2 separate regions of the Homo sapiens genome follow, and region 2 is linked to region 1. A link is a loop called in an ENCODE intact Hi-C map of the cell type or tissue named here. Cell type or tissue: Caco-2. All regions are shown on one strand. Links, peaks and the distances in the headings refer to the core of each region. The heading gives the core; the rest is flanking DNA.

Region 1 (10,264 bases), core at 3,600-8,599:
ACCCTGGGAAAGGGTGGCAGAAACCAACAGCAGAGAATTCTGCCTGCCATCACCAAACCACAGAATGAATGCTACAGCCGGAGCTTAATGTATTCTAATGCCTTCGTTTCACAAATGAAGAAACTAAATCCTAAAAAGCATTCAGTTAATATCTCCTAGAACATTAGAGAAGCAACTGGGAATAGAGTCTAGGTCTCCTGGCTTGTAGTCAATACTTATTCAAGTGCAAAGAGATTATCTGTATAAGGCTTGCGTGCTTCATGAAAGCTTAGCAGTAATAGGTGAATGAAAGAGATAAATAGGATAAATTTAAAAAGTCCTGGCTTTTTAATTCATTATTTTTAATGAAAGCCTTGCTAGTTATAATATCCTCCCATTTGAATGTATAAACTATTAATGATTGAAGCCATAGGTAGAAATTAAAAGTAAATATTATGGTAGTGATGGTATCCCATATTTTAGAATCTAAGAACATGTACTGCTTTTGCCTGCCCAGAATCACTTCCTCTTTTCAGTAACAACAGTTCACTTTTCCTTTGGGAATCTATGTCTTCTCAAATGCCAACTTTCTTCTCGGTAATTTCAGTGAAGATGTCCAGCTGCCCCAGTCAAGTTGTGGCCTCATGCACCTGGCTGTGCAGATCAGACTCTCTCCCCTATATCTGAATTCTGAGTAGAGTGATGTCGAGACAGAAAATGGCCAGTGCAGATTCATTCCAGTGAGCTTTCTGGGGGTGTTGTTCACTGATTCCTCCTAGACCTCCGGAACTACCCTAGGACCTGTCCTTCATGGGGTTACTTATCAACTTTCCCTTTGACTGTGTGAGCTAATCCATGTCCTTCTAACAGATTTCTTTTCTGTTTACTTAGGTAGAGTTTGTTTTCATTGTTTACAATCAAATTCTAGTAGCAGTTGGACTTGCAAGTTCCACTTTTGTTATGGTTTGTGAGTACAAACCCAACAGCAAAAATAAATATGGAAAAAAAAATTTATGTATGTATGTGTGTGTGTGTGTGCATGTTACCTACTAAGTATGTAACTGCACAAGAGAAAATAGATTTGTGTTACAATGTATACAAAGGGAAAATAGGCCAAACTTGATTTTACCATGGAAATCTATCTGGAATTTTATGTACTTAAATGAGAGCTTTCTTTGAATGTTAAAAGTTGTCACTACGCTTATAAAAACATAATATGCAATATTATAGATGTACGCATTTAAACTTAGGTTCTTTGTTAACTGTCCTGACATATATTTCCCTTAAAATAATATTTAATTTAAACTGGTTTATTTATGTAGGTAATAGTAAACCAATAGTAGAGATCAAATTCATAAACTAGAGAAAATAATATGTAATTGTAGCTTAATTTAGCCACATTATTTATATTAAGCTACAAACACATATTTTATAAATACATGGGTACATGCAAAATTCTGTGTAAATCATATGTTAATGATTTCACCATAAACTGTATCTGTTCTTTACTTTTAAATTGCACTTAATAAATTAAACTAGAAAGTTCATGAAAGTTGTTCATTTAAGTAAATATTGATGAAAAGTTATTAAGAATTAACTCATGAGAATAATCATCTGTGTTCTCTCTGAAAAATAACTATTTTTGGAAAAATATGACACAAAGTTTCTCAATAAATATTTGAAGATTTTTTCCCCTTTTTACCCATCTCTCCTTTTGATTGTATTTAACTCTTTCCTGGGTGAATGTATATTTTGCAGGTAGAATGTCACATCAAGCACTAGAAAAATTTCTGACACAGTATTTAGTATTTATTTAGTATTTAGTATGTAATTTCTGATGGCAGCAAAAATTTACCTAAGAATTTATTAGGAAGTCTTTTTACAATGACTGTAATAAACACTTGGTGCAATATTTGTACACATATTCTAAACAATTTTGTAATAGTTAATATGTCAGCTTTCCTCTATGCTTGGTATACTCTTGAATGTAAAACAAAGATCCACACAGAAGCTGCGCTAGTTTTTATTTCTTCCTCAATACAAGAGCTACATACATAACATGTACACCTAAGCAGAAAGATGAAAGAGATATATGGCTTCTTTTATTTGAGGTTGTTTTCCATTATCTTTCACAACCTGACCTGGGTAGAAAGGCTAAAACACTGATCTTCAGCAAATGTTGATATTAAAGTTATGTGTATACTGTTATTTAACAAACAGTTTCTGATAACACTTACTAAGTGATTTTTATGAATTAGGAAAATCTTTAAGAGGACTGGTGTCTTCAAATTCTCGGTTTGCAAAAATTACTGTATATCTACAAGGGGTCATCAAAAAGTTCATGGAAAGTGCATATTATAAAAAAAGTAGTGTGTGGATTTCAAATTGTTTTGTACCAAAATAAACTTGTACTAATTTGTACTAACTTGTTATAACATGTATGAATAGGATCTAGTTTTGCAGCACTCAGAAAGATAAAACTTCAGTTTGAATAGAGCCCCTATCGAAGCAACACGAATTCCTTTAAAACTGAAGTAAGAACAAACATCCAATTTATGGTGAAGCTTGGGTGGAAGAATGGTGAAATTATTGCTGCTTTACAATAAGTTTATGGGGACAATGCCCCAGAGAAATCAGTAGTTTACAAATTGATAACCCTTTTTAAGAAGGGATGAGACAAATTTGAAAATGAAGACTACAGCTGCAGATCATCCACATCAATTTTGAAGGAAAAAAATGATTTTGTTTGTGCCCTAATTGAAGAGGACCAATGACAAACAGTAGAAACAATAGCCAACACCATAGACATCTCAATTGGTTCAGCTTACACAATTCTGACTGAAAAATTCAAGTTGAGCAAACTTTCTACTCAACGGGTGCCAAAATTGTTGCAGCCAGATCAGCTACAGACAAGAGCAGACTTTTCTATGGAAATTTTAAACAAGTGGGATCAAGATCCTAAAGCATTTCTTCAAATAATTGTAACAGGAGATGAAACATTACTTTACCTGCAATAGACTGAAGACAAAGCACAATCAAAGTAATGGCTACAAAGTGGTGCAAGTGGTGGAAGTGGTCCAGTCAAAGCAAAAGTGGACCAGTCAAGAGCAAAGGTCATGGAGACAGTTTTTGGGTGATGCTCAAAGCATTTTGCTTGGTGACTTTCTGGAAGGCCAAAGAACAATAACATCTGCTTATTATGGTGGTATTTTGGGAAATTTGGCCAACACTTTAGCAGAAAAACACCCCAGAAAACTTTACCAGAGAGTCCTTTTCCACCGTGACTATGGTCCTGCTCATTCCTCTCAACAAACAAAGGCAATTTTGCAAGAATTTTGATGGGAAATCATCAGACATCCACCTTATAGTCCTGATTTGGCTCCTTCTGATTTCTATTTGTTTCCAAATCTTAAAGAATCTTTAAATGGAACTCATTTTTCTTCAGTTAATAATGTAAAAGAGACTGTATTGACATGATTACATTATCAGGATAATCTGTTCTTTAGAGATGGATTAACTAGCTGGTATCATTACTTACAAAACTGTCTTGAACTTGATAAGTCTTACGTTGAGAAATAATGTTTATATTTTTTATTTTGATCTTTTAATTTCATTTTCACACACTTTATAAAGTCCCCTCATTACTATGTGTATGTATGTATGCATGTGTGTGCATTCTAATCACTTACTTTTTTGATGTTGCTCTTCTGTGCCAATTTTCAACTGAGAGGGGACTTTAAAAAACAACAACAAAATAATTTTCTATTGTTTTCAAGATAATTTTAAATGTAAAGTACATTTTAAAATATGGTAGAATACACACCAAAATATTAATTTATGATTACCCTAGCAGGAAAATAATATGGGAGGGAGGATCAATAGTAAGGGAGGAGAGAAAAAGAAAGGTGATTTTAATTTTTAACTTAAGACACTTTTATATTTTTTGAATTTTTATAACAAACATGTACTACTTTTATAATTAAAAAGTGAATTTCAAAATGAAAAATGTAGTTACTACTGCAAAATCCCATTAAAATTGGAAAAAATGTATATTTTGTATTCGTTCATATATTTTTTGAAGTTTGATCTTTTTAAATTTTGATTAAGCCCTTTACAATCTTTTCTATAGGTAAATAATTTAGTAGTGTTAAAAAATGATAATGGTGACAGGAATAGCTGCCAGGTTTTATGCTAAGTGACTTACATATATTGTTTATTTCATTTTCACAAAATCCTATCGGCAAAGGTAGGATTAGTGTGTTCAGTGAGGCTTGAAGTTTATATGATTTGGGGGAGGATAGATCTTTAAGAAAATAATACAAAATTACAGTGGCACTTCACAGGACATTAGAAGGGGGTCTGGGTGGATGAGGGGCCGTAAACTTTAAGCTTTGTAGGCTTCTTTAATAAATCTATCTCTACCCATTAATCACATATTAGTTTGGTTATACATATGGGGAACTGAGGCCTAGAGAGATAACTTACCTAAAATCATGCACCTAACAAGTGGCTAAGCAGCCACTTTGTTTTTCTAAGAGAATTTTTATATCTCAGTGATCACTGACCTGAAGTATTTTCAGTGAGTTGGAGAGAGAGCTCAATTTCTGCCCAGCTCTGACTTAAGGATGTCTGCTTCCCTTAATTACTTACTCCAGTAAGAGACAGAGAGGAGAAAGACGGAAAACTGGAGGAGGGGAAGGAAAGTCGAGAAGGGAGCCAGAGGGACCAGAGGTTGTGCCATTGAGAGAGCGAGAGGTTAGAGAACAAGCAGTGTTCAAATTCATGACCATATTCTTTAAAGGCTGTTTGTTGGCCACCATGGGGCTTGCTGAAAAAAGAAGGGGGTTACATGAGTCAAAGTGTCTGAAGCAACAAGTGTGATTCCTGGTTGATATATACTCTTGATGACTAAATATGTAGGACAAAATAAGAGATGGGGATGTTAGCCAATGCCATTATCATTATCAGGGCAAGGGACAAAAGAGAAACAAAAGAAAGAAAAAAAATAGTGCTGTTTGGGGACCTGAAGCAGAAGGCAGATGAAATTGATACAGTCATTGCATTTACAAGAAGCAGGAAGATTGGCACTTGGAAGAAAGAAGGATATCTTCCAAAAGATGTAAGAGGAAAGAAGGTATATTGGGCAGGTTCCAATCTAATTTGAGTTCTATGTTTTTAATCCTCCTACTAATGCTGATAAAGGCAACAAGGTTTAGGGGGTGATTCTTTAGGGCCAATGACTCCGAGGCAGCCCTGAAGCATCTGCCAATGGAGTTGATGCCCCTTAATTGCTGTTCATCCTTAGGTCCTTCACAAGGCCTTGCATAGGGTCTTTAACAGAATAGGTATTCAAGAAAAGAGTCTGAATGATTCAATCGTGGGGCTCACAAGAGAGGATAACCATGAGCTCTCAAAAAAGAAACCTCCTTGGGGCCCAAAACGTTTTCTTCTCTCTACCCTCTTATTTCCATCTTTCTCTAAGAAATCCCTTCCCCCTAGGAAATTAGTGCACATGGCTGGAATCCCTAAGTAAACTCATAGAGGTAGTTATTTCTCTCCAGATCCATGAAGATGCATAAAATAATTCCATAGGCATGAGAAGACCAAAGGCAAAAGGTCTTCAGAAATAATTTGATTTATAGGTATGTATGAATACACTGATACTGTGCCCATGGATAATTGGTGCTGTGGTACAGTTCTTGGTCACCATCCTAGATTGGACTTTTGATATTTTCCAGCAATTGCACTAGATCTTTCCCCTTTGCCACAGCTCTTTCTTGTTTCTACAGCAATTAATCACCAAATCTCATCAATGCTGCCTCCTAAATACCTCTCCAATCCATTTGTTTTCAAACTTTCTCAGTGCTCCTCCTAATCTTTCCGTGTCTTATTTCTTGATTACATCACCAAACTTCTAATGGATTTCCCACCTTTCCTAGCGTTCCTCTTCTTTCTGTATTCTAGTAATCATCTCCGACTTCTCTTAACTTCTAAAACACACCATATTTTCTTCCTCTGTGCTTGCTCATGTCTTCCTTTTCCCAGAAACACTTTTTTTCTCTTCTCTACCTTTACAATATCTACTTATGCTACAAGTTTCCAATTAAATATCTTTTTTTAGTGAGCCATTCCCATATTCCTCAGCTAGGTTATACTCCCTTCCTGTATGTTATATCATATCAGTCAATTTACTTTATTGCGTTTATTTGTTGAATGTGTTTTCCCTACTAGTCTGTACATTCCTGGAGTGTCTTGACTTCACTCCTGTGTTCTCAGCTCCCCAAGTTCTACCCCAGGAATTCACAGGCCTCTAAGTGCTGTTTACTTTCGCTCCACCTTTCTCCTCACTAAAGCCCAAGGAATCTTTATCTAGTCTGGGAGGGGTTGAGAAGGCTTCTCATCTTACACTTCCTGCTTTTTCCAAATACTTTTGTCTTGCTGAGGCCTACAGTTTTGAAACTCAAAAGCAAAGAATTGATCCCTTTGTTCTCTGCACTCGGCCGTTTCATCCTTCTGCCAACACAACAACGGCAGATGAAATGGCAGAAAAGCAAAGGGTGTAGGAATGTGAATATGAGGGAGGGGGCCAATCAAATGTTATCTCCACCCTCAGTCCACCCCACATTAACAGCCAGCCCTTGACCAAAGGATGACATCTGTTGTCCACGTTCTGTGGTGGATGCTGTGCTGCATTTCCCAGATTACTGCTCTACTGCTACAGGTCTTACTCTCCCTGGAGTTAGGCATTTTGCCTGCTGACAGCTACCAGCTTTTGGCTTTCTCTGAGAATTTACCTGAGCTGTAGAGAGCCTTCTTACCTAATTTTTAGCTTCTTCCCTTAAGGATCTCACATCCAGAATAAAGGCTGGCCTAATTCCAGGAGTTAGCTGAAATCTTATAGCAACTATATCACAGCCCATCTTTTCCTTGGTTATCTCCTGCTTCCTTCCCTTCTCCCAAAGTGTTAATCCCAGGAAGTCTCCAGTAAACTTTCTGCACACCAGTCTCTATCTCAGAGTTTACTTTTTGGGGGACTTAACCTGCAATAGCCATTCTTAGACTTCTTTTGTCTATGAAGATTTTTTTTTTAATTTCCATCCATCTATCTCCCAATTCCTAAAACCTAAAAATGGTGGGAGAATTTTAAGTTGCTTGGAGGCTTCCCTCAAGAAGTCACATGGGAAAAGAATGATAGCTTATTTCTGCTCATTTTAGTTTTAGGATACAGTCAATGGGGATATTGTTGCAAGGAAAAAGAAAAAATAGTGGAGACAAAAAATCTTGTACATTTGCTCCTTTCTAGATTGCATTGAGAAGGAGTGTGTGTGTGTGTGTGTCTGTAGATAACTGGAAGAATTTAAAATAAGATGTTTAAATGAAAGTTGCTGACAATTTTTTAAGTACAAATTATAAAATTTTATAAAATACTATAAAACCAAAAAAACTTCAGTCTTCTTGAAGAGCAGAGCTGATATTTGTTATGCAAATTATGAAATGCCATATTCCAAGACTTCCAGTATCAATTGCTTCTCACTGGAAAACCAAATGAAAAAAAAATCAAGTTGAAGAAAAGGCAACATTAAAAGAGATAACATCTATGGTGTTTTTTGATACAAAGGAATGATAATGCTACTTTTTTTTACTGAGAGTTAAAAGGATTTTAGAAGTCATGTAGTCTAAAATTGTGGACAGTGCAGCAGTACCTCCTGTGAGTTATTTTCTTTTGCTTAGAACACACAATTATCTTTCTAATATTAATTTTACATGTTCTTGTTTTGAAGTTTAATTAATAATTCTTGCTACATATCAACTGGAGGCCTTATGCACTACATTGCTTTTTCTTGTTCTTTGATTGTGTGCATACTGATGCATTTACCTATCTTCCATCTAATTTTGCCCCTGGGATCTATTACATTTAGTTAGTACAGAGTGTCTAAACGAGATAAATTGATTTACTTTGGTCTGCCCTCAGACTTATACTACACTTAACCCATGTTCATGATAGTTCAAGAGATTTCCCCTCTTCTCTGAATAACTACAAAACAAAGGTGGACAGTGTCCGAGTGATGTAGTATAATAGCTCTCTTGAGCATTGCCTTGTTGTATATGAATTATGCCACAAAGAATACATCTGTAATTTATTTCCTTGTGTGTCAGTGTATGTGTATGAGAAGCAAGAGCTAGACTGTCTCTTTACTATACAGTTTATTATTATTATTTTGCCTCTTTATGAACACTAGCAATTTTATTTAGAACGTGAAATGTAAAACAATGTAATAAAAATAGCCACTTTTTATAAGTGTTTCCCATGTTCTAGGCATCATGTTGAGTATTTTCTATACATTTCACTCATTTAAGCCTCATTATAACCCTGTGAGGTAGGTATTAAATACCTACATTTTATAAATAAGAAAACTGAGGCTCAGAGAGTTTAAATAATTCGCTTAAAATCACATGGCTGGAAAGTTATCGTAAGTAATTTACAATTATTTTTTAGCCACTCTTTCAGAACTTTTAAAGATTTTCACTTCAGGTCTTGATCAACTTCTCCAGAAAGAGCCTCTTTGCTCTTAACTCCCTCTCTATGTTTAAGTAACCCAATTCCACAGCTTTTCCTCCTCTCCATGTAAAAAATGTTTCACACTCCTTCCCACTGCCAGCTATCTTTCCTGTTCCCAAGTGTGTATCTCTCTACTCAGCACTTTATATCTTCGTTATCTCTTAGACCTTCCTAACTGGATGATGAGCTGCCAAATAAAATCACAGGAGGAAAATATAAAGCATCTCATCTTTCTCTCTTAAGTCTTTGCTGTCTTCTACTTCCTTGTCAATGAGTGTTCAAGTTCTCCAGTTTCCTGAGGCAGGCCCAGTGCTAAAAATAGCCCACTATGTGTAGTACCCTGGCAGAATTTTCTGGGCTATGAGAACCTAAATAAGAACCGCTGGTAAATTGAGATGACCAAGTTCTGGAAGTGAGTGTGGGGACACCCTGTACACCTCTGCTGTTGCCACTGTTAAGATGCTCAGCCTACCCCAAGAATTTGTTCATAATTCTTCTTGGATACATGATGGAAAGGCACTACTGTGTTTCCTTCACTCAGAGGACAGTGGCATAACTTACTATTTCAAGGGCATAAAACAGGCATAACCATTAGGATACAAATGTAATTTCAGCCTGTCTGTCAATTATTTCATTGTTCTGACTAAGCAGAGAAGTTTGATGTGAAGTAAATGTTACTTGAACTGTTTAATAAATAAATGTTTAAAAAATATATGTTTAAAGAAATGCGATTTTTGTAACTTATTTATCTAACTTATTAAACTTATTTTATTATTCACTTAATAGTTATTTATAATTATTAAAATGTTTAATAAACATTATTAAATTCATTGCAAATTGTTGGAGAATAATTTTCTCTCAAACATAATATTTTGGGGACCAAATATATAATATAAAAATAATATAAAAAATCACCTTTTTTAAAAGGTGATTACATTTCTTAAAAGAAGACTTCCTGCCAGGACACAGATGAAAATGAACCAATATAGCGATATATAAGTTCATACTCTCCAGCTCACTATTATTATGAAAGAACTTTTTTCCACAATAAAATAGCTTTATAATTTTTCTGATTATAGTGATAATGTATTTTATTTTTAAAAATTCAATTTGATATAAGGCAGAAAGTAAAAATTACACAAAATCTCCCACATGAAGACAGCTAAATAGCTAAATATTTTTACAACTTGTTTATACATACATGAGACCTAAGCCAATCAATTTATTTCCCTACCCATGGGGATTCAGAAATGCAGCCAGTTGGAGCCAATGAGATGTGAGAAGAAATCTTGTGAAAGCTTCTTTCCTCACTTTGAAGAGAGGGCCATTGGAGGAAATTGGCTCTTTTTCTCTCGGCCATTGTCAAGTATAGACGTCACTTCCAGAAAAACTACTGTAGCCTTCTTGATACAGGCTTCAGGAGGAAGCCAATTCAAAAAATTGGACAAAGATGAGAGAATCACAGAGAAACGCACTGGATAAAGACACTGGGTTAAGCCACTTTTAAAGGCCACCATGCCTCTGAACATCTAACAGTGTGAGCCCATACATTCCCTCATGGTTTATTAAGCCTATGTAAGTTGGATTTCTTGGTACTTGCAGCTGAATGTATTCTAACAAGCACAGATAATTTTTCCTATTAAAAAAAACCCAGCGTTTGTACAGGGTTTGTATTTTCTTAATAATTTCTGGGTTACTAACTTGCCTTAAAAAGTATCCCTACTG
Region 2 (10,264 bases), core at 3,190-8,189, 62 kb before region 1:
CTTCGTCTCAAAAAAACAAAAAAGGCAATTTGTAGAAGTGTAGTCCTGTACATGTATTACTCTGTTTCTTCCCTCTGTCACTTGTCATTATAATGGAAGGGTATACTATGTCTAGGTATATTGTGATTGCTGATTTATTTGGACTTTTTATGTTTTCTATTCTTTGTTTTCCTTTGTTTTTTACTTTCCTGCTTTTTATTGGTAAATATGTTTTATTCCACCCCTCCTGATTTGGAAGTTTATAGATCCTATTTCTGTTCTTACATTTTTTAATGGTAACTTTAAATTTTATTTTAACAAAGTCTAAAATTAATCTGTATCTGTATCATCCTCCAGAACAAAACCAGGACCATAGTATCCTTTAACTTCTTATCTACCGACCCCACTTCTATCTTTCATGATTGTTTTTGTCTAAAGCTGTGCTATATGGTAGCCATTAGCTGCATGAGTTTATTAAACACTTAAGAATGAGGAGCTGAATTTGTTATTTAATTTTAATCAACTTAAGTTTAAAAACTGATATTAGAATCAGCGATTGGTAAATTATAAATGTTTGGAGCAACCTGGGTAAAACTACTGTAAGTTTTATGAATTCTAAATACAGATTAGATGTTCCTGATAAAAATTTAGCATTTGAATAAAAATGTGTTCTAAGTATAAAACGAACACCAGATTTTAAAGATTTAGTACAAAAAAGTCTGTGAAATATCTCATTAATCTTTTTTTGCATTAATTACAGGGTGAAATAATAAAGTTTTAGATATAGTCAGTTAAATAAAATATTAAAATTAGTTTTACCTGTTTTTATGCTTTTTTAATGTGGCAATTAGAAAATCTAAAATTATATGTTGTATTTCTGTAGGAAAGAACTGCTGTAGAATTTCTGTTGAAACTTAAAAACACAATAGGTAATGTTGTTTACGATTAGTGGTTAATTAAATTTATTAGTATATTTTTTACATTTTTTTCTTACATAGTTTTCCTTCCTTCTAGATTTGTTTTTCTTATTACTAAATTTGAACCTTTAGTAATAGATTCTTGTTGAAAGAAATGCTTTGTTGGAAGTGAACTCTCTTTATGTTTGTATTCTGAAATGGCTTTATTTTGCCATCACTCTTGAATGATAGCTAGGTATAGAATTCTAGGTTGGCAGTTTTCCTCAACTCCTTGAATAGTACTCTATATTTTCATACATTTGTATTTGTTGTTGGAGAAGTAATTCTTTATAGGTAATCTGCCTTAACTCTGATAACTTTACAGATTTTCTCATTTTCCTTGATGCTTTGTAGTTTTATTACAATATGTCCTGTTGTATTATTTTGTTTGTTTTGTTTTGTTTTCAGTTTGTTCCTTGGTGTGAGTGTTCAATCTGGGGAGTCAAGACTTTACTTTGGGAAAATAGTCATTATGTCTTTGCCTTCCTACTGATACCTCTTTCTCTGCTTCTGAAATGCCTATTAGATAGTTGTGGAGCTTCTCAATTAACCACATCACCTAACCTCTCTTTTGTTCATCCTTTTGTTGTTCTTTGTTGCATTCTTAATTCCTCAGCAGTCTATGGCAGTTCCTACTGTGTCTGGTCTAGAGTTTATCCGTGTTTTGAGTTTTTTATTTCAATGAGCCTGCTTTTATTAGCTTCAAAATTTCTATTTTGTATGAATCAAAAACATTTTAATATAAAACATACATACGTATGTAGTATCTAAATAAATATTATTTACATAATAATAAACCACCATCTAGCTTAAGAAATATAACTCTTACCAATGACTTTGTCTTTCCCAGTCAAATTACCCTCCCTTTCCTCAGCAAAAGGTAACCTCAGTCATGATTTTGCAGTTATCATTTGTTATGCTTTTCTTTATAGACTTTTCTTGTATTTGTATTTTCAAACTTTATTTAAAATCGTGCCATGACTTCCCTTTTTTGCCCAACATTACGTTTGTGAGATTCATCTCTGTTGATGTGCACACCCGTAGTTCATTTGTGTTCACTGCTACATATTATTTGATTATATACCACAGTGTATATATCCTTCTGATGACATATGTTTAGGTCGTTTCTACTTTTTAATTAATTTTAGCTAAGTATATATTTTTTCAACATCCTTTTATTTTCATGCTTTCTATATCCTTGAGTTTTTGGTGTCTCTTTTAAGTATCATATTGTTGTATAAGTGTTAGTTACCTATATTGTTTATTATTTTTAAGTCTTAAAATCTAATTGAGCAAGCATTCCTTCCCTCCCCACTCCCCATTGTTTTCCTTCTTGGGGTGTGCCAGAAGGGATAAGAAACAAAGCCTAGGGCTGGTACAGGGTGAGAGCATACAGGAGTATCCTCACATAAGCAGCTTCCTTAAAAGGCATGAGAAACCAACAACAAAAAGTTAAAACGTCTCTTGCAGACGTGGATACGTGCATGAGACCTTTTTATTTGACCATGATTTGGGCCCTCTTGACCATTCTTGGTTCAAACTGGATTAGTGTAAGCCTGTTGTGTCCTGGAGAGTGGGGCAAGAGCCCCCTTTGCCTTGGCAGTCCCTGCATCCCGTCTAACTCTCCTCATCTTTCACATCCACCTGCCAGGAGGTTGAAGTACATCTGAGATCCCCTATATCCACCCCCAGCCTTTTGTTTCCCTCCTTTCTATGTTTTTATTCTTCGCAATCCCTTGGCACAAAAAGCTTTGGGTTTCTGTTTTAATCCCTTAAAACCATGCTCTCTTCCTTCCTGTCTCCGGCCTGTGGCTTAGTGTTAATTGATGGAGAGGGTTATGTGATAAGACAGCTTATAATGGTAGGTCTTTCCAAAATAGTCTACCTGTTACTCTGTGCAACAAAAACAGATAACCAGTTTGCAGGGAATCTGGATGTAAGGAAATGTGCTCAACTTTAAGGCTCTGTTGAATATAGTTTCATACTGTATAATTTAGAAGACTAAAGATCTTTTTTATTGCATAACCTCTGTGTAACAATTTACAGTTTATGAAATGCTTTCTCCAGTATCTCACTTGATCATAAGCAGTACCCTTTGAGTTAGCTGTCATTATCATCTATCATTCATGGATGAAGGAGACTGAGCCACCGTGATCAAGTCACTGTCCCAGATCGTACAGCTTCTAGGTATAGAGCCAAGATTCAAACCAGGTGTCTTGAGCTCACATCCTGCATTCATACCATTGTATCACACTGATCCCCGGTAAAGATTGATTGTTCCTGACTGCAGGTGTATTAAATGCTTGCTAATAGAAAGCCATTGTGGTAGATTGCCAGAGAAACGAGCTTTGCTAGCTCTTTACATCCAGAGCCTTATGTTCATTTGTCTGAAGGCATTCACATTTTCAGTGTACCTGCTTTTTTCATGCAGTGCCTTTCCAAGTTTCTCTTTTTTGAATAATTTGCATCCCATACAAACATTATTAGGTCGGTGTTTAGAGATTGAACTCCATCATATTGCCTGTCACTAATCCACTGCATAGAAAAATATGAAAATAATGTCATTAACATCAGTTTTTCTTATAATAGCTATGTACTGCTGCTTTAACTGCCTATCAATTATAGGTAGAGAGTACCCTAGACTGAAATCTACTGAGTGACCTGACAGGTCTGAATGAAAGCCCAGCACTCCTAGACAACCAAGGGTCTGTTGTGTGGCCAGAAGGGTTGAGTTTGTAGCCATGGAAGTGAGCAAAGACCAGTGGTCCACCTAGGAATTATCTTCATATGCTCAGACTAAGATTTTGCCATCTCTACCACAACTGACTGATTAACACAAGATCTATAAACGAAATATTCCTGTGCAAGAGAGTGGGGTACAAAAAAGAGAAAACTGTTTCTTCATAATTGAGAAGGTTCCACGGAGGAGGGGAGATGGTTAATTTGGAAACAAGAGAGAAATCCATGACATGGGAGGTTCTGGAAAGAGGGCATATGATAGGCTCTGGGTAACGGGCAGCTCTAGGGAATAGAGAAAGGTCACTGGGTCCTTTGCCTTGAAGAAAAGCTTTTATCTTTCCTAAAGACTTTTATATATACTTAGGACCTTTGTTTTGCGTACATTTTTATGACCTAAGTTTTTGAATTTAGCCTTATTTTATGTGGACTTTTCATGTATTTACATCACCTAACTTTTTAATTCCATTCACTGTTACATAAATATGTAAATAAGTAATAGTTTACTTAATCATTTCTCTATTATTTACTGATACATGAGTTGCTTCCACTTATTCCATATTAGAAATAGTACAAATAAAACCATATTTTTACAAAGAGTTTCTTTTTCTGAGTCCAGGTACCAAAATTAAAATTACTAGGTCATCATATTAATTCTCTGTGTCTTTTTCATATTGCCAAGTTGTTCTTTGAAACGATTATATTAATTTACAGTGTCACTAGCCTCAAACAGTGGGTTTTATGATCTCTTGAATTTTGTTCTCATTTTATCAGATGAGGCATTACCACATAGCTGTTTTATTTTGCTGAGCCAAACATCGTGTCAAATGTCAGTTTGCTATTTGTATTTTTTTCTAACAGGAGCTCTATTCAGATCAGCAGCCTATTTGTGCCATAGAGACTGAGTATTCACTTTCTAACTTTATGTAGTTTAAAAATGTTAAATAGTCTAGTTTTCTAAGTAGTTTAGTTGTTTTAATATTATTTAATAACTCTTAGCCAATAAAAAATATTGGGACATGTGCAGTGTCCAATAAATCCAAAGTACATTTTACTTTAAAATATAAAGAAAATATAAGATATGTTTTTCCCATAGTATACACATCCTTTAAAGGAATCAGGTTTGAGCTGTTACAAGAGGAGGCAGGTGCTGCCCCAGGGGATGGATCAAAACCTGGAAATAAATCAGCTGAGGGTGGCACGTAGCCTGGCTGTCATGCCAAGGCTGGGAGTTTAGTAGAGATGCTGGAGTTGATAATGGAAAAATGGTAATCTATGATAAATTTGTCAGTTCATATCAAGAAATGGGCTAGAAATCAAGGCTAGGCAAGGATGGGATGAAAATGTGCTTTTGTGGTTGGCCTGGGCTTTACCAGCATCCTGCCCTTATCTTAAAGGAATGGAGTGACTGGAACAAGCAAATGGAACAAGAGGGTGGCTCCCAGGCATTCCTGCCACTGACCTCTGGCCCCTGTTCTTTAACTGGAATCATCAAAGATAAATGAAAGTCGCTTAGGGTGAATGCACATTGAGAACAGGGAATCACATAGTTCTTTCACCATTTCTGCTTTAAAAGTCGAGCAGTTATGCAGCTATCTACCGTGTGTGTGCATGCATGCACGTAGGTGTGTAAAAGACATACCCTGTTGTAATTTACTTTTTCTTTGCAAAAAAATCTGTTGGCTTGTCTTGTCCTGGGAATGAGATAACTTTTTAAAAACATTTTTCTAATGTGTGTTTTCCAATTTAAATACAATTCACTGAAATATTTTCTTTCTAGTCTCCAGAGAATACAGAGGGCAAAGATGGATCCAAAGTAACTAAACAGGAGGTAAGTATATCTTTGACATCCTATATTTAATTATTTACATTGAAATGTTTAATATTGTTAGGATTGTCTGCATCTGAATGAAATGCGGACAATTGTATGAACAAAGTTTAATATGAATGATCAAGGTTGTTAAGACTACCTGAAAGAGCGATAAGTGTCTATATGTAGTCTCGCTTGGCCTAGGTGTGTTTCAGTTGGGTATATTGATGAGGCATTTTCCACTTACTGTGTTGTTTATGTTTCTACCTGTCAGCCCTGCTTTCTGTTAAAGCAGATACTGAGAATTCCTTCTGGGCAAAGAGTAAGATAATAGGTAAATTCATCAAGGAGAACAAAGTCTGCCTTTCACAGCAAGAAAATGAAAGACTGTTGATCTCATAAATTCTGTGCTCCAGTGAGTGGATTATAAGTCACTTTTTAGGTTCTGAATATTTTGCCTGAGAAGGATCATCTCTAAAATCAAAAACTATAGGCCGGGCGCAGTGGCTCACGCCTGTAATCCCAGCATTTTGGGTGGCCGAGGCGGGCGGATCACGAGGTCAGGAGATAGAGACCATCCTGGCTAACACGGTGAAACCCCATCTCTACTAAAAATATAAAAAGTTAGCCAGGCGTGGTGGTGGGCGCCTGTAGTCCCAGCTACTCGGGAGGCTGAGGCAGGAGAATGGTGTGAACCTGGGAGGTGGAGGTTGCAGTGAGCCGAGATCACACCACTGCACTCCAGCCTGGGTGACAGAGCGAGAGAGACTCTAAAAAAAAAAAAAAAAGAAAAAGAACTGTAGAGGGATACACAATATGTCAAAATATTAAAGCTTTTTTTTAAATTGGGAACACTCAGGATATTGGGATAATTAATTAGGCAATGATTCAAAGATGTTTTGTTTTAAAATTCAGAAACCTCCAAAAGTCTAGAAACTTGGAAGAGATTCTTGGATTTGACCATCCACAGTTATTATTATGAACCTCTAAAAAAAGATGGGCTAAACAGTAGGAAAAGAGATATAACTTTGATGACAACCATTCCGTTTGCACAGGGCTTTAGAATAGGTGGAAAACTGCAGCTGTTACCCTTGAACTTATCAACTAAAAGGGGTCATGGGTGAGACAAAAACAATATCTAGTTACAGGTTCTTTGATTGGGTGATTCATAATGTGGTTAATAATTCAGAGGAGTTTATCGTGATACCAAAACCCCTGCACAAGATTTGTACAAGGAAATTCATTCTGCCAAGTGGAAAATCTTAAACAGAACCTATAAAGAAATAATTTAAAAGCAAAACAAAACAGTCTGTCCCCATCATCCATGTACCTAGCATTCACTGTTTGACAGAGTTTGGAATAATCATGAAGTTTGTTATCCAAAACAGAGTCATCACACACATGCAAGAACCAACCAAAAAATGATAAATGCTTGAATTTTCTTGGGAAATGGCAAAATGTGATTTTTAGAACAGTTGGCTAAGTATAACTAACCTTAAATGTTTTTAAGATTTGGACACCAAAACAAAAGCATTTGGGTTTTTCCTTAGGGACTGGCATTTAAATTGATTTGTCAGTCAAAAAACCTAGAAACACCATGGCACCCAGTAATCTTTGATTGTCTTTCCAATCCCACTACACCAAAAGTAAATCAAGCTTGTGAGAATGTATATATAAAGGATATGTGTGTGGTTTTGCTTGTACAGCTGTCTTATACATATTATTTTATTTTATTTTATTTTATTTTTTGAGATAGCATCTCACTCTGTCATCCAGGCTGGAGTGGGTGAGGTGGCAAGATCATAGCTCACTGCAGTCTCGATCTCCCTGGCTCAAGTGATTCTCCCATCTCAGCCTCCAAGTGGCTGGGACTGTAGGTGCATGCTAGCACACCTGGCTAATTTTTTTATTATGTTTTTATTTTTAATTGTTATTTTTATATTTTATTTTATATTATTTCTATATATTTTATGTATTTTTGGTTGTTAATAAAAATGGTTTCTAGATAAGGCTCTACCTGTCATTTAAGCCAAGGCCAGATTAAAACTCATGATAATGTCTTCAGGACATCAACACAGTTATTTAAAAAGTGAAAAGGTCAGTTAGTTTGCTGATGGTTTCGGGTAAAAACTGTCAGTGTATTGATTGATTGATTTTTTTTCTTTCCCACTGGATTGACTGAATTTTCCAGTTATGTCATTGAGTATGCACCACCTTGACTTTAGTGAATAGATAACAGTTACTAAGGGGGATTCTCTTTTGAAAATCCTCTTCCACTGCCATATTAGAAGGCATTGTGCAGAAGATAGTACTTCAGGGGACTTGGACAGTAAATAACCAAAATAATACATTATAGTCATTACAATCAACAGTTACAAACCCTTTTACATCCATTATTTTGTCTGGTCCATATAGTAACTCTAAAATGAGAGGAAGGCAGATTATTCCTCAACGAAAACATATAAGCACCTATAATGCGCCAAGCACTGTTCTAAGCTCTCCAGATCCCACAGTGAACAAAAGAAGCAAAAATCGCTGCTTTCATGGAGCTTCCTTTTAGTGGGAGAGAGAGTAAAATAAAATGATTGAATATTAGCTATGAAGAAAAACAAAGTAAGGAAGGAGAATAGTGAATGTCAGAGAAGTGCTATTTTTGAGGACAGATTGACAGATGTTATCCCTATTTTAACTAGAGCAAAGTTCTCAGAGAAACATGATTTTCCCTGGGTGTTAGAACTTGTAAATAGCAGAACCAGGAAAGATATCTGCATCTCCTGTTCCAAAATCCGCTATCCCTATGGCCCTTTTATGACAGTCCTAAAAATCTGGTAATCCAGTATCCATTTTTCTGTCTTGTCTATTCCCAGCCAAGGCTCTGAGGTACAAACTTTTCTACTTCCCAGTTTTGAAAAAAAGGCAATTTCTTTTTAGGCATTTTTTTTTTTTTTTAGAATTAAAAGCAACTTGACTTTTGGGTTTTGCTTGGAGGTACATGGTCAGGCTCAGGAGCAACAACATCTCATAAAAATAAAAATACTCCCACATTCCAGAGGAATAGTCCATGTGTTTCAAGCAGTATCCAGCAAAGTGCAGTGATTCTATTGAATCTAGCTATCCCTGTGTACTTTGTCATTGGGAGATTAGACTTCTATGTTGCTTTTGCAACCAGGATATTAAAGTAGAAGATTTCATGTCTTTCAGAATAGGCTTCACCAGAATTTTCTCCAACCTAAAGGATGATCATGCCTATGGGATGATGCCTATGGGATAATTCCACTGTGACCAGCACCTATATACCATAGTGGCAAACCCTCACATTTGTCGTATCTGTTTGTCATATTTATCAATGATGACTTTTCATTCTAAAAGCCCTCCTTCCCTCCCTGAGAGCTAGTAAAATAATTGGATATTGGCAATTAAGGAAAACAAAGCAAGGAAGGGAAATAGCGAATGTCAGAGAAGTGCTGAGGAGCAGTCTCTGGACCACTTTTCCTGAGGATTCACAATTAAAAAAAAAAAAAAAAAAACAAGAGAAATTCTTAATAGCTTTTTTTTCCCCTCGTAGTCCCACCCAACAATCTGAGTCTCAAATGAGTACTTCACATGTTAGTGTTTTAAAAAGGAAAAAATAGCAGTCTAATCTATTTCATATCCAATAAATATAGTCCAATAATTTACAGATTTTAAGGCTGTGAAAGCTGATAGAACTTTCCAGGAAGGTGTCCATACTTGTATGCATAATCAGTACTGCTGACTGAGTGAAAGGTTCATCTCAGCCTCCACTGTTTGCAGTGAAAACGAAAATCTCTTATGATAGCTACTGGAAAAGAAAATGTAAGAAAAGTCTTTTTTAATGGCATAGAAAGAAGAGCTGGGAAATTGTATGTAGCAAGTCATAAAATGATTTTATAATAGAAGATAGGATTTTTAGGTACTGGCTGGTTTAGACAGCTTAGGCATTTTTTTTTTTTTTTTTTTTTTGCATTAATTTCCGAGGCTTTTTATTTTGGAACTCCTGTACTGGACCTGAATTTTTAAAAGGTATTAAGTCCTTTGGATCAGAACAGCTGTTAGTCCCAGTAGAGCAGTGCTTAGATTGGAATGTCTCTGGAAATCCCAAAGAGCTCTCTGGCATCACTTAGTCTATTTGGTATGTTCAGGTCTTCACATGGAGAGGAACAACATTGTCGCAGCTGGGGAACTTTTCACATGATTTTGCCTCACTTCATGGAGATTTTATTCAAGACAACTAGATGGCAGATAGGGAGGCAGTTTTGAGTAATGGCTAACATGTTTGGACCCTTTTCAGGCCCCAAACTAAAGAGTAACTGAGTAGTGGCTCTAGGACTTCTTCCCCTCCCTACAAGTTCACAGTTGCTGTATGTTTCTGGTGCTTACCCCTTCTGTTCATCTCAACACTTATTGAGGGCCCCTGCTACATATTGGAGCCATAGAAATATAAGAGAAGGTGGTCCTGTGCAAGGAGGTATGGAGACGTGTCAGATGAGGTGAACGTGAGGCAAGACCAGCATGGTGCACATGAGTTGACATCAAGTGGAGAGAGAGTCAGATAAGGCTCTTTCACCTCTCTTTAGCATGGAGACTGTCACTTTCATCTTGGAAGGTATTGTTCTGCCTGCTGTAGTTTATGAGACATGGATAGTCCTTGAGGCCACACTGAAGCTTCAAAGCTGAGCTCTGTTGGGTAATTGGAAGGTGCTCTTTGCTCCTCTATGCTCAGAAAGTACATTAAAAAAACACAAGATACCTCTTATTGCCCGGT

Evidence for each region. Hi-C counts contacts between places; a loop is a spot of excess contacts. Peaks named below come from ENCODE experiments on the same cell type or tissue, not always from the same donor. Only the 100,000 strongest peaks of a DNase experiment are listed, where the experiment ranks them.
Region 2: a loop joins it to region 1, with 3.0 times the contacts of the local background. A loop is called at or near these places in 2 of 110 quality-filtered maps.

What each region holds. Positions count from the first base shown.
Region 1 is chr6:79,148,697-79,158,960 of GRCh38, reverse strand. No RefSeq gene overlaps it. Among named protein-coding and RNA genes, the nearest start is that of PHIP, 76 kb to the right of the region's middle. RefSeq lists an enhancer at 6,104-6,827. In Caco-2, for the core only: no CTCF peak of the experiment used is centred there; DNase peaks (open chromatin) are centred at 6,430 and 6,530.
Region 2 is chr6:79,210,210-79,220,473 of GRCh38, reverse strand. HMGN3 (high mobility group nucleosomal binding domain 3) reads left to right here. Exons shown (of 7, transcript NM_001201363.2): 2 at 5,452-5,502. Among named protein-coding and RNA genes, the nearest start is that of HMGN3-AS1, 18 kb to the left of the region's middle. In Caco-2, for the core only: no CTCF peak of the experiment used is centred there; a DNase peak (open chromatin) is centred at 5,103.